Regions from separate parts of the Homo sapiens genome. Here region 2 is linked to region 1. A link is an interaction called in ENCODE POLR2A ChIA-PET data of the cell type or tissue named here. Cell type or tissue: PC-9. All regions are shown on one strand. Each heading gives the region's core, and the rest is flanking DNA. Links, peaks and the distances in the headings are about the cores only.

The links. Peaks named below come from ENCODE experiments on the same cell type or tissue, not always from the same donor. Only the 100,000 strongest peaks of a DNase experiment are listed, where the experiment ranks them.
Region 2: POLR2A ChIA-PET joins it to region 1 with 5 read pairs; 1 of 35 experiments calls an interaction of 5 or more read pairs at or near these places.

What each region holds. Positions count from the first base shown.
Region 1 is chr18:3,405,305-3,412,851 of GRCh38, reverse strand. It overlaps the pseudogene RPL21P127 and a transcript of TGIF1 not described here. Among named protein-coding and RNA genes, the nearest start is that of TGIF1, 41 kb to the left of the region's middle. In PC-9, for the core only: no CTCF peak of the experiment used is centred there; DNase peaks (open chromatin) are centred at 1,401 and 3,541; H3K4me3 peaks cover 270 bases; H3K27ac peaks cover 3,384 bases.
Region 2 is chr18:3,253,009-3,260,555 of GRCh38, reverse strand. MYL12A (myosin light chain 12A) reads right to left here. Exons shown (of 4, transcript NM_006471.4): 2 at 7,128-7,323; 3 at 6,506-6,667; 4 at 4,320-4,810. The coding sequence starts at 7,308. The coding sequence ends at 4,638. MYL12-AS1 (MYL12A and MYL12B antisense RNA 1) reads left to right here. Exons shown (of 4, transcript NR_130145.1): 3 at 4,234-4,314; 4 at 4,718-5,120. Among named protein-coding and RNA genes, the nearest start is that of MYL12B, 5.4 kb to the left of the region's middle. In PC-9, for the core only: no CTCF peak of the experiment used is centred there; a DNase peak (open chromatin) is centred at 3,685; H3K27ac peaks cover 1,949 bases.

The DNA.
Region 1 (7,547 bases), core at 1,387-6,386:
TTTTGTAGAGACAGGGTCTCCCTGTGTTGCCCTGGCTAGGTAAGTCTGTTTTATCATCAGCTCTAACGAGAAGGGGAAAAACCGACTCAGGCTAGGAAACTTGACAAGGGCAAAGAATGAGTCAACGGCAAAGGCCGGAATGCAGTCATGCCACTCGATATAAGGAACCACAGCCTGTGCCAGGTCCTGGGGGCCCACTTAATCTTAAATGCAGTCTTTCACTTCATACAACACACAGGAGATAGGATGCAGCAAGTTAGAAAAATTACTCATACCACCTCCCAGATGTGCAAAGAATTTAGAGTGCATTTTCCCTATGCGTGCTCGTTTAGAAGCGCACCTGCTCCTCTTCACCTCCCAGGTAGCAGGGGAAAGGCTAGATTTAATCTTGTTACAATATTTCCATTTCTTCTCATTGATACAGGCTTGTTTCAGTGTAAACATGTGGTCCATTTGAAGTTCAGCTTCCCACTAGTGCTAATGAAAATAATGAAAATCTTTACCTGGTTGAGTAAATGTTTTCAGGTAAAATACTCTATCTCTCAAATTTAGTCTCCTCTTCCTCTTCCTTGACCTGGTAGAAGGGGCAGGACTTACCTGGGTTTCTCGATGAGGAGCTCCTGCGGTAAGGAGGGAGCCCCGCGCAGCACCGAGCATGCGCAGGCCTCGGGATCGCGGCGGGGCCGGAACCGCGGCGGGGCTGGAACCGCAGGCTCGAGTCTCTGGCTCCCTGCGGCCCTCGGCGAAGGCTGGGCTCTTCCGTCAGGCCTGGCCTTTGCCCCGCTGAGGCAAATCACTGTTGTCCTGGAGGTGTCTTTCCCCCTTGTAACAGATGTGTTTTTGAAAGATTCCCGACCAGGCTTCCTTAAGATAAGCTGGTCTGTGTTTCCTGAACCCTTCCCACCCCGAGATGCGGGCGGGAGTCACTCCCGGAAGGAGGAGCGTAGGACAGATGCTCTTCCAGGCTGGAAGAGGGCAGGCAACTCCCGCCCCTGCTGCTGGGGTCACTGCAGGTAGCCAAAAAGAGCGGGGGAACGGGATGGATGGTCAGATGTTCCCAATGTCTGTTTTTGGGCTGAGATGAGGTCATGCAGCGTGGCTGGGGCGGAGTAGGATGGTCTTGGTCCCCAGCAAGTGTCACCAGGCTCAGAAGCTCCTGCAGGTCTTTTGGATGGAGGAAGACACAGAGGTGGCTGACTTGAGGACCAGGGGCCTTTTGGGTCCCCAGAGGGCAAGAGCGAGAGGGCTTGACAGCAGGAGCTTGTGTGGCTCCAACGGGGGAGAGTTTTGGTGGGGGTTGTGGCATAGGCTCAGAGGGAGTGACTTTACTGAAGACAGCCCACTGGGCACTGACCAAGCCACGAATGATCCCAGCAGCAAATTTCACCCCCCAACAGCAGCAGAGCAAACAGTAATCAGGCAGGCATGGGGCATTGCCTCTGAGACCAGAGGAGGCCTGAGACAACATACCACTCAGGAACCCTTTTATCCTACAGGCATCACAAGGATATAGTAAGTCCTGCCCTTTCTACCAGGTCAAGGAAGAGGAAGAGGAGACTAAATTTGAGAGATAGAGTATTTTACCTGAAAACATTTACTCAACCAGGTAAAGATTTTCATTAGCACTAGTGGGAAGTTGAACTTCAAATGGACCAAATGTTTACACTGAAACAAGCCTGTATCAATGAGAAGAAATGGAAATATTGTAACAAGATTAAATCTAGCCTTTCCCCTGCTACCTGGGAGGTGAAGAGGAGCAGATGTGCTTCTAAATGAGCACGCATAGGGAAAATGCACTCTAAATTCTTTGCACATCTGGGAGGTGGTATGAGTAATTTTTCTAACTTGCTGCATCCTATCTCCTGTGTGTTGTATGAAGTGAAAGACTGCATTTAAGATTAAGTGGGCTGGCCAGGCACGGAGGCTCACACCTGTAATCCCAGCAATTTGGGAGGCCGAGGTGGGCAGATCACTTGAGGTCAGGAGTTCCAGACCAGACTGGCCAACATGGCAAAACCCCATCTCTACTAAAAATACAGAAAAAAAACAAAATTAGCTGGGCATGGTGGCGGACACCTGTAATCCCAGCTACTCAGGAGGCTGACACATGAGAGTTGCTTGAACCTAGGAGGTGGAGGTTGCAGGGAGCCGAGATCGTGCCACTGCACTCCAGCCTGGGCAACAGAGTGAGCCTCTGTCTCAAAAAAAAAAAAAAAAAAAAAATGAGCTACTCTGATTCAAGTGAGGTAAGATCCAGGGTCCGGACCAATCCCTGGGACATTTCAATGAAAGTATCTTTGTAGCACACCAAAGCGCCACCGGAAATGATCTGAAAGCTATTACCTTACATGTCACTCCACTCCCAAACCACTTCAACCTCCCCCATTTCCACCCATAATTACTTGGTGTTGAAAGCAGAGAGTCTGACATCAGCTTTTGGGTACAGAGTAAATCACAAACAGGACAGTATGGTAGGAGGAAACATACCAGCTAAATGTAAAGACATAGACATGGTTTAACTGATCTTCTTACAACATACTAACTACTATTACTGTTTGAACAAGTGCTTTGGGGCCAATGATTGTTGAAATATTATGACTTTCCATGTTGTGAACATTCAGCCTCCTGGTCAGAACTGAGAGGCTAATGAGGAGGATTCTCCAGGTGAAAACATCCATTACCCATTAAGGCTGTGTGTTGGACATCTGAACGAGAGAGCAGGGTGGTCGAGAGGAAATTCTACAAGAGGTGACAGCAGCAAGCCTGCCAACAGACTGCTCTGAGCGGTTCCCATTCACCCGGTACAGCTGTCTAAAGGATTATGCCAATGAGGAGAGGGCCTTTTGTCAGAGACCCTGTCCCATCCGACCATTTGTAAAGCTGCCTCATGAGACAGGGCTGGCGGAGGCTCTGCAAACATTCTGGTGACCCCCTCCTGGACAAAGCAGACCTTCACAAAGAGACTCTCAGAGCGGGAGGACTCTGTCCCACCTTGTGTATAGCCCCTCTGAAAGCATAATTTTTCAATGGTTCATTATAAGCATATATGCCCTAGGTTAAAAAAAAATTAAATAGTACAGAAGGATTTATAATGAAAATCAATAGCTCTCCTCTCACAGTCCCCATCCCAAAGGGAAAATTCTTTTTAACTAGTTGAATCGTCTCTGTTTTTATTCTTATGGTGATTGCCTCATATCCTTAAACAATATGCTAACGCAGGTATTATTTTGCTTTGGTTTTGGTTTTTGTGAGACAGGGTCTTGCTCTATCACCCAGGCTGGAGTGAAGTGGCACCATCTTGGCTCACTGCAGCCTCGGCCTCCCTGGCTCAAACAATCTTCCCACCTCAGCCTCCTGAGTAGCTGGGACTACAGCTGCATGCCTCCATGCCCGGCTAATTTTTGTATTTTTTTGTAGAGATCAGGTTTCATCATGTTGCCCAGGCTGGTCTCAAACTCCTGAGCTCGAGTGATCCACCTGCTTTGGCCTCCCAGAATGCTGGGATTACAGGCATGAGTCACCGTGCCTGGCAGTTGTTTCTTGATACAGTATTTTATAGCTTTGTTTGTTTTGTTTTGTTTTTAGAGACAGGATCTTATTCTGTCACGCAGGCTAGAGTGCACAATCAGAGCTCACTGTGACTTTGAGATTCTTGAGCTCAATCCATCTTCCCACCTAAGCCTGATGAGAGGTTACAAGCGTCCATCATCACGCCTGGTTAATTTAAAAAATAATAATAATTTTTTTGGCTGGGCCCGGTGGCTCACGCCTGTAATCCCAGCACTTTGGGAGGCTGAGGTGGGCGGATAACCTGAGGTCAGGAGTTCGAGACCAACTTGGCCAACATGGTGAAACCCCATCTCTACTGAAAAAAATACAAAAAAATTAGCCAGGCCTGGTGACGCATGCCTGTAATCCCAGCTACCTGGGAGGCTGAGGCAGTAGAATTGCTTGAACCCGGGAGGGGGAGGTTGCCGTGAGCTGATACTGTGCCACTACACTCCAGCCTGGGCGACAGAGTAAGACTCCATCTCAAAATAATTAATTCATTAATTTTTTTTTTGGTAGAAATGGTGGTCTCATTATGTTGCCTCCAGGCCTCAAACCTCCCACAGCCTTGGGATTAGAGGCATGCACCACCTTGTTTGGCCTTAATATAGTATTTTCGGGAACTATCTATTGACTTTCTTTTTATGCAAAATGAAGATTTAATGCACATTTACCCAGCCCCTTCTAATAATAGAATTATGTTCTTATTTTGAATTCCTCTTTCCTTGCATTTATGATTTTAAATTAGCACCTTCATTTCTCATGATGTCGCCTATTGACTTTATCTCTTCCCATTTTCTTACATCTCTTCTCTTTTTAAGTTTCTTTTTTCTTTTCTTTTATTTATTTATTTTGAGACAGGGTCTCACTTTGTTTCAAACAAAACAAACAAAACAAAAAACAGGTTGCTGGGATCCATTCACAGACATTCCAATTCAGTAGGTCTGGGGCAAGACCCAAGAATGTACATTTCCAACAAGTTCCTGGGTGATGCTGGTGCTCTCAGTATGGTAATCATACTTTGAGAACCATTGGTCTAAGGGAAGCATGGCCACTGCAGTAATCGGGATATTGCTTTGGCTACTTTAGGAAGTTTCTGGGTTTTTTTGTTGTTTTGTTTTGTTTCGTTTTGTTTTTTGAGACAGAGTTTCACTCTGTTGCCTAGGTTGGAGTGCAGTGGCGCAATCTTGGCTCACTGCAACCTCCGCCTCCTGGATTCAAGCAATTCTCATGCCTCAGCCTCCCAAGTAGCTGGGATTACAGGTGCCTGCCACCATACCTGGCTAATTTTTGTATTTTTAGTAGAGACAGGATTTCACCATGTTGGCCAGGCTGGTCTCGAACTCCCGACCTCAGGTGATCCACCCGCCTTGGCCTCCCAAATTGATGGGATTACAGACATAAGCCACAGCACCCGCCACTACTTTATTTATTTATTTGTTTATTTATGAGACAGAGTCTCACTGTGTCACCTAAGATGGAGTGCAATGGCACAATCTTGGCTCACTGCAACCTTTATCTCTCAGGTTCAAGCGATTCTCATGTCTCAGCTTCTTGAGAGCTGGGATTACAGGCGCCTGTCACCACACCTGGCTAATTTTTGTATTTTTAGTAGAGATGGGGTTTCACCATGTTGACCAGGCTGGTCTCAAACTCCTGACCTCAAGTGATCTGCCTGCTTCAGCCTCCCAAAGTGCTGAGATTACAGGCATGAGCCCACGCCTGGCCCCTGCCACTACTTTAATAGTCACCAAAATAAATAGAGTGGACCTCTCTGTCAGATAGAATTCCTAGCTAGCCTACAGTGTAAGAGGATAGAGAGGCTGAGCATCAAGAAAATGTCCTGGGTCCCCAGGCTCCTTCTACCCATGGCTCTGTCATCTCCTTGGGAGCTGCCCTCATCTTCATGTTTGAAGCTGACCTACTACCACCAAATCTTCATATTAGCCAGAATGGAGGAATTGAGCCAGTGGAGAGCACACAACTTCTTTTAAAGAAAAATTTACAAATTGCCCACATCATTTCCACTCATATCCTATTGGCCAGAACGTAGTAACATGACCACACCTAGGTGCAAGGGAGGATGGGAAAAGTTGCTTCTAGCTTGGTGATTACGTGTGGAGATACAATTCAGAGAAGTTCTATCATAGAAAGGAAGGAGGGGGAGATGGATATTGAGGGGCAATTAACAATCCCTGCTGCAGTGGTTCCATTTTCTTTTCCAGTAGTTGTTCAGATGTGCACAGGATACAATTTTAGCCAATGAGATGGGAGAAAATGCCTACTAGGGGCTTCTGGAAAGTTTTCCTTTCTCTAAGGGAGATAGAGTATTTTTCTTGGGATTCTGCCATGTTGGATATGAACCCTAAAAGAGCATGTACATCTTGTCACCGTGAGGGGAGCCTGCCTTTGGATGAGTGAAGATGGCAGAAAGAAAGATGTAGCCTTTTGGCCGGAATCGCCATCTTCCAGTAATTTGTCAAAATGACAAACACAAAAGGAAAGAGGAGAGGCACCCGATATATGTTCTCTGGGCCTTTTAGAAAACATGGAGTTGTTCCTTTGGCCACGTATATGCAAATCTATAAGAAAGGTGACATTGTAGACATCAAGGGAATGGGTACTGTCCAAAAAGGAATGCCCCACAAGTGTTACCTTGGCAAAACTGGAAGAGTCTACAATGTTCCCCAGCATGCTGTTGGCATTGCATAAACAAACAAGGGCAAGATTCTTGCCAAAAGAATTAATGTGCGTATTGAGCATATTAAGCACTCTAAGAGCTGAGATAGCTTCCTGAGACGCGTGAAGGAAAATGGTCAGAAAAATAAAGAAGCCAAAGAGAAAGGCACCTGGGTTCAACTGAAGCCCCAGCCTGCTCCACCCAGAGAAGCACACTGTGTGAGAACCAATGGGAAGCAGCCTGAGCTGCTGGAACCTATTCCCCATGAATTCATGGCATCATAGGTGTTAAAAAGATAAAAGATCTCTGGACTGTCAAAAGAAAAAGAAAAAGAAAAAACAAAAGAGAAATGTAAAGAACCTATGCACTTGAAGAATCAGATACTGAATTAACCAGTCAACTGAAGCTTCCCTGCCTATGAAGCTCTTGTTATGTCAGATAGTAAATGTCTTATTTTTAAGCGTTTTGGGTTTGGTTTTCCTGCTGCTTGCAGTCAAATTATCCTAATAAGGTGGCTTTCTACTTGTTCTCCTATCTTTCTTTTTATTTGTGTATTGTTGGTATCTTTCTATTATTACAAAATCTCAAAGTTAGTGTAAGATTTTGAAAAATACTCAACTCTCTTTTTTCCTCAAGATAACTTCCTCCTAAGGCCTTTGTTGCTTGCTGCCTTGATCTGCTACACAGCTATCACCCAGGGACTTCCCTTAATTACTTACCTCATTTGAAACCACTGTTTCCTGGATCCTCGTGTCTTTTCCTTGCTTTACTCTTTTGTATTGTTGAGGCACATTGCCAATTAATTTGCAAAGAAAAGATAATGCGGGAAGTGAATTTTCTGAGCCCGTGCACATTGGGTCCTGCAGGCAGATTGGCTTCCTTCACAGATATGGTCTCTCCATGCATCCTTCTGGCTGAAATTCCCTTTATAGAGGAAGCAAAATTTTTATCTCTACCCTTTTAGGGTTTTTTGGCTGAGCCTGATACTTAAATTGACATAAGCTATAGCAGTGGAAGAAAAGCATGCACATTTATTTAATGCAAGTTTTACATGGCATGGGAGCCTTCAAAAAGGAATGGAGACTCAAGGAGGCAGTTAGAGATAAACACAGAGATACTGAAGTAGACAACGCAAAGTAAATTGTGAAAATGTGACAAGGCAAAGGAGCTTGAGCTAGGGTGGTTCATTGGACAGAGAAGTGGCTGGGAGGATAAGGATTAGTCTAACATGGTTTGTTGGTACAGATTTTCCTTGGCCTCAACTTCTTGTCCTTGATGATGATAAGAGTGATATTTTCCTTCCGGTACAGGGAGAACA
Region 2 (7,547 bases), core at 1,140-6,139, 150 kb after region 1:
CTTGAGCCTCCCAAGTAGTTGGGACTACAGGTGAGAGACACCGCACCAGTGCGTCTGGCAGTATTAGACACTTTTTTTTTTCTTGAGACGGAGTCTTGCTCCGTCGCCCAGGCTGGAGTGCAGTGGTTTGATCTCGGCTCACTGCAACCTCTGCCTCCCGGGTTCATGTGATTCTTCTGCCTTAGCCTCCCGAGTAGCAGGGACTACAGGCCTGTGCCACGACGCCCAGCTAATTTTTGTATTTTTAGTAGAGACGGGGTTTCACCATGTTGGCCAGGATGGTCTCAATCTCTTGTCCTCATGATCCGCCCACCTGGGCCTCCAAAAGTGCTGGGATTACAGGCGTGAGCCACCGCGCCTGGCTAGTATTAGACACATTTTAAGTGCTCAATAGCCACATGTGGTTAGTGTCCTTATTGTATGGCACAGAGAGCATTTCCTTAATTACAGAAGCTTCTATTTGACAGCACTATTCTGAAGAAATAATTCTAAGGTATATTGTTCTCTCTAGATGCAAAAGAAAAGCCTATAATAGGCTTTGTTTAATCATGAATAAAAATTTATTCACTAATAAAAATAGCTGGATAGCTAAATATCTATCATTGGGAAATTGTTAATTATAGCATGCCCACATCAAAGATAACTGAAGTTAAGAATGGTTGAAAAAGAAATATACTCAAAACAATGGTGGCTATGCCAAAACATGAGATATAATTTAAGTAGTAAACGAAAAAACAAGTTGTAAACTCATTACAACTCTAAAATGTGTGTGGATAAATACTGGAGAAAAGTCACATTTCCTGCTATTTGAGCAGACACAGAGAAATCTAGACTAAAAAGATATAGGGACTTGGAAGATGGAAGAGCAAGTGGAAATGACTCGAATAAGCAGCAATGGGAAAACTGGGCATTTCTTCAATGTGGGATTAGCTACTACAATCCCTTTATGGACAGAAAAAATAAACTGTACCCGTGAAGAGGACCTAATTCGACACACACAAGTCTGGCATATTGGACCTGCTCAGGAAATCGAAAGTGAACTATTTCAGAATCCACTAGTACCAAACTGACAGGCATTTGTATGCATAGTCTTATAAAATCTTCCTAACAACCTGTTAATGAAATTCTACCTTGAAATCCATCCACTTTTCTAAGGGCAATCCTACGTGGTCTAGGTTCTGTCACATCCTAGCTCTTAGACATGATCCATTTTGTTTCACTAATTGTTCCCCCCTAGTTTGTTGTCTTCTACTCTGCCTATAAACAGGCTTGAATTTGAAGATATGCCCTTTGCCCCTTCTCACTGGCCCACTCGTAAACAAAATAACTACTATTTGGAGACCTAATGTGTCCCAGACCATTTGTCTTTCATGCTTCTAATTTTCAGAAGAAACTTGGATGGTATTGGCCATTTTACAGATGAGGAAACTGGCAATTAAGAACACAAAGTCAAATAGGCAGGTGCAATTCACTTAAGTATGGCTCCAAATCCGTGCTGCTCTTAATCACACAAATGCTGCTTTATATATTATGTTCCTAATATGAACCAACAGTATTATTTCCGTTTTATAAATGAATAAATAGGCCAAGGAAGTTTAAATAACTGACTTAAGGTTATAGAGCCATGACGTAGCAACAAACGGGAATTAAGTGTAGGTCTGCCTGACCCCACACCTAGGCATTATTCACTATCCTGTGCTGCATTATGGATTCTGCACTCAGAACTCTAATAACTCTAGCAAACATGACTAACGACTTGTCACATCTGGGAGGGTCTCATTTAAACCTTCCCATACTCCACTTTTCTGTGTTGGACACTGCCAACCTCCTTACTCTTGAAATTAACTAGGTTTCCGTAAGACTGTTTTTGTGGCTCTATTTACCTCTCCAAACTCTGATCATTTTTTATCTGATCCTCAAGTCTAGGTGTTAAGCCTCTTGCTGTCCTTCCTCTTTTCACTTTGTAGCAAATGGTTTCCTTTCCTTCTCAATTTGCTGTTACTTGTCTCTTATGCTCAGGCCTTCCTCCTTTCTTTCCCAGGAGCATTCAATTCCTGCTCTCATCAAGTTATAGATTCTTTCATCAAGTAAAATTTGGGGCCTGGAATCAAAATGACCATATCATCATATGCAGGTGGATAAGGATGCCACCCCCATTAGGCTGGTTTTGTCCGATTTTTGTTTTCTTTTTCAAGACAGGGTCTCGCTGTCACCCCAGGCTGGAGTACAGTGGCACAGTCAGCTCACTCCAGCCTCAAACTCCTGGGCTCAAGCAATCCTTCCACCTTAGCTTCCAGAGTAGCTGGGACTATAGGCACCCACCACCATGTCCGGCTAATTTTTAATTTTTATGTAGAGATGGGGTTTTGCTTTGTTGCCCAGGCTGATGTCAATCTTCTGGCTTCAAGCAGTCTTCCTACTTCGACCTTCCAAAGTGCTGGGATTACAGATGTGCGCCAACGTGCCTAGCCAGATCTTTTGAAATGGTTTAAGTATGACTTTCATCATGGAAACTTTTGAGACTGATTTTTCAGTCAAACACACCATTGAAATGGATGCTTTTACCTTTCTGTTGGCAATCACTCTTGTTTAAGCAAAGAATGCTATTACTAAATTAGGAGAATTATTTCATTCAGGGTACATCATTGTTCTTAATGCAAGTTGGTTCATTAAGCACTTATCTGAAAGGGAAACAGGGGCCCTGCAAGAGATCCTTTTAGTAGTACCTTGTTTTTCATATAGTGCAAACAATGCTATCTGTTCTTCACTAGAGATGTAACAAAGCATATGATAATTTTTTCTCTTGACATGGAAATTCAATTCAAAAAACAAGATTTTAGCACCATGGCCATAGCCTGGAAAAAGTATTTTGGCTTAACCAGTGAATAAAATTCAGAAACAAAAGACAAAGAATGAAGGCAGGTTCTAAGATTCTAATGCTGAAGAGGTCAAGGACTAGCTTTGACTAGTCCTTCTATTCCTATAGCACTGGCCTTCCCACGTTACAGGATCTAGCTGATCTATCTTATTGGCTGCAAAGGCCTGCTGCCCAGAAGGCTTTTAGTAATTGTTTACTGAATGAGGTAATGGTTTTGTCCAAGGAGAGTCATGTTAATCGTAGCATAAAACTTAAAGTTATTATAGTAATTGTCAATTACTCATCTTCATAGGCTAATTGTCAAATCTTTTCAACCAAATTTTTCTCCATTTCAAATCTTTTAAAACTCATGCTCTTTGAGAGTCAGAGTTTTGGGCTGGGCATGGTTGCTCACACCTGTAATCCCAGCACTTTAGGAGGCAGAGGTGGGAAGATCACTTGAGTACAGGAGTTTTAGACCAGCCTAGGCAACATAATGAGACCTTGTCTCTACAACAAATTAAGAAATTAGCCAGGCATGGTGGTGCCTGCCTGTAGTCCCAACTACTCAGGTGGCTGTGGATCACTTGAGCCCAGGAGGTCAAGGCTGCAGTGAGCTGTGATCGTGCCATTGCACTCCAGCCTGGGTGATAGAGCGAGAGACCCTGTCTGGAAAAAAAAGAGAATCTTGAAGCCCTTTGAGAGTCAGATTTTTAAAGCTGAAAAAGAACGAAACTGTCTGCCACTCCCTGATTAACTGTGAAACAGTTCTGCATTTCTGCAAATAGTAGAAGTTATTTTTAGGACTGAAATAATGACCTCACTTTCCCAGGCATGCAGGTTCAGCTGTTTTGATTGTGGGAAGGTCAGGAATGTCCAAAACTCAAACATGGACTCATGGTGAATCTCTGCATAAACAAATATCTTTCAATACACATTGCTGTGTTAAAGAAAAACTACATATAATAAAAAAAATACTGCATTATATTTCCAGCACTTTAAAACATAACATAAAAATCTCTCTTTGGTAGCATTCCACAGAACCTTTAAGCCAAAATGGTTTTTAAAAATATGACAAATTGAAATTATACTCAGTAACCTGGTCTAATTTTAAATGACCAGAAATTACAAAAGTTTAAATAAAGTGGAAATGTTGGCAGGTATGTCAACTTAAGGACTTAAAGCTATGGAAACTATCATATATGCAAATTCTACAGGAAATTATTTTAAAAATTGGAAGACAAAGTGCAGAAAACCTGATTAGGGCAGTTAAAATTGGATATCCTTGGGAGGAGGAGGAGGAATGGATAGTAGAGGAGATAGGATTGTTAGGAAAACTGGAGGAAGAGAAAGCTAACAACCATATCATTTTCTAGGATTTCCCTCATCTACCTTTCTTTGGGAGATACGACTGAAACCAACAAAAGCCAAGTTTGGTAAATAAGAAGTTTAAACAAGTAAGTATTTTATCATAAAGTTTAATTATGATTCAGAAAAAATCGAGCGAATAACTTTCTCTGAAAAAATATATTGACTCTGTATAGACCACAGTTATTGGGGGAGAAGGGCTGGTAGGTTAAATTATCCTATTTTTTATTCTGAAAATGATATTAATAGAAAGTCCCGTTTCCAGTCTGATTATAAAGATACATATGCCCAAAATGGCTGAGAATAAATACAACAGGAAATGCAAAAGCTGTAAAGCTAAGGGCATGCAAGAGAAAATCTCAGAATACCCAAAGTGGCAACAAGGAACGTTTGGCTGGAATTTGAAGTTATTTCAGTCATCTTTGTCTTTGGCTCCATGTTTCAGGATGCGTGTGAACTCGATGTAATTGAAATTCCCCTTTTTATCAATAGGTGCTTCTCTGTACAGCTCATCCACTTCCTCATCTGTAAACCGATCCCCCATGGTTGTCAGCAGCTCTCTCAAGTAATCTTCCTGTATGGTGCCTGGAGAATAAAGAACAAGGGATCAGAATACATACTATTCTGAGGGTTAATTACAAAGAATATCTATACTTGACTAAGCATGTTCTGTATGTTACAAACTATAAACATGCAAATATATGAACTACAGGGTGTCCACCTACTTAAAACAGCCTCAGCAGAGAAGTGCCTAGAAAAATGCCTAGCTGCTTAGCAGCACTGCTCCGCTCTATCATTTGCTCTATCATTCTGCCTCCACATTCAGCTTCTGATCTCTTGATAAGAGAGACTAAACCTATGCCTAAACAAAGTAATAAAAAGTATGGTTAAAGAATCTAAGCCTTACGGTTCCTTCAAGTGGCATGAATGGTCACATCTTATTCTACAAACAAGTAACATTTACCTGCCAGGCTAAAATCAACACTACATCATACACATCAATAAAGTGGTACAGTGGAAAGAATACCGGAAGCTTGAGGCCCAGTTTTAAGAAGCTATTTTATTTCAGGCATTTCACTTCATCCCTGACTTTGGTTTTCTCAGATGTAAAATGAGATTTTTACTGTTTACAAATCCAATTATTGTAATAAATATGGCCAGTCCCAGCACATGCAAAAACATGGAATAAATATTTGAGCACTAACTATGTGGCAGGCACTGTGCTGGGCAGTGGGGATGTGCAGTGGTAAGCTGAAAGGTGTGTGCTCTTTACTTTGGGAATTTGATACCAGGGTTCTCATAAAACCTGCCTGCCTACAAGAATCTGATGTCACCCGATTTATTTTCTGGTATTGGTATTTTTAAGATTTCCCAAATAACTGGCATGCACATGTGGGGAGCCTTGAAAGCCACAGACCATGCTTCCATCAGCAGGCCCTGGCAACCACCCAGTATTTAAACTCGTCCCACTAATGGAGGCAACCAAAGATTGTGCCTTCCTTCACTAAACACACTTGGCTACGCCATGTTGAGCTGGGAATCACGGAAAATATTCCCTCATTATGTTTTCTCTTACATACACTTCTGCCAAAGGATCAGGCCCCTATATAGATAACATTTTGTTTTTTTGAGAGTTAACTCTGTGCCACACAGTATGCTAAGTACTTCATGTACATCTCACTTCTTCACTTAATTCTCACAACAACCCTATGAGGTAGGTAATACTGCTCATTTTACAAATAAGAAAACAGAGGCTTAGAGAAAGTTAAGCAACTTGCCCCAAATTATACAGCTATTATGTGGAAGAGGAATTTGAAGCCAGATAGTCTAATTCCAGACCCTAAGTTCTACTGGGTGTATTTTAAAATAAAGGTTAGATGTCAGATTTAAACAATTTGAGAGCTGACAGATACCTGGTAAACATATACAGGATTGTAGTGGTGCATGGCCTATAACAATTTATACTTCATCAAGATTATTCTGGTAAAAGTTTTTTATTCAATACATATTTTCTGAGAGCCTAACCCTTGTGGAGTTAACATGGTAGGAAAGGGGTAATATAAGCTTCCCAATGAGGTTTCAAATACAACCTATTCATTGTAAACTACTACTTAGGGCAGAAGCAGCAAAGTGAGTGACAAACATGCCAAGAGAACTCTGTCTAAAAAAATAGGTGTAGTACAAACCTGAGAGCGTTATCATATTTTAAGTTACTGTATATTTTAGTTACCATAACTAAAAATTAAATCACTTTATAATTAAAGGTTACCTCTCACTTACCAGTTGCTTCTTCATCAAAGCAAGCAAAGGCATTTCTGATGACATCTTCAGGATCTGTGCCATTTAACTTCTCACCAAACATGGTGAGGAACATGGTGAAATTGATGGGGCCTGGAGCCTCATTCATCATGGCATCTAGATACTCATCAGTTGGATTCTTCCCTAAATTTTTAAAAGGGGTCATAATTTTAATTACATTACAATACATATCAACTATTAATGACAGTAAACATTTTGGTAACAAAGATTATCATTCATACAGTTTACTGTTTGCACTCATGAGAGTGAAACTATTTGGGGGGAAAGTTTTCTTAATGAATAGGGCCTATTAAAGAGTCTGGAAAGTATATGATAGTCCATTGGAATGTCAGAAGGAATAATACTGCTTCCATAATCAAGATCAGTGTTTTTATACACACACACACACACACGAACCCCAACCCAATCCTAAGACAGGGTCACGAATCTGCTGGTGATCCGGTGGGAAACACTGTTCCACACTTTACTCAAACCTTAGTAGACTCATTAGACAGGCTTTACAGAGCTTTAAGACTCATGAAATCAAGATGAAAGGCACCATGGAAATTCTATCCAATAGATTAATATTTAAACTGAGCATTACCCAATGAAGCAAGCATATCATGCAAATCTTCCTTGTCGATGAAACCATCTCTGTTCTGATCAATCATGTTGAAGGCCTCTTTGAACTCCTGAATCTGTGACTGGTCAAACATAGCAAACACATTGGATGTTGCACGCTGAGGGCGCTTCTTGGTCTTGGTCTTTGTTCTTTTGCTCGACATGGTGGTGGTTAAGTCCTAATTAGGAAAGGAAATACAATAAAAACCAAATCAACATCTAAGATTACTTAAGTTTGAATCAAAACAATGATTAACAAAAGTACACAGAACCAACTTTCCTGATATGTTTGAGCTACTCAGAAATGTGTCTTTAGAAGACACATCTCAACAAGATTACATATGTCCTGTACTGCTATATAACTAACAACAGCTGATAACCAAATCTGCTGATTTGATAACAA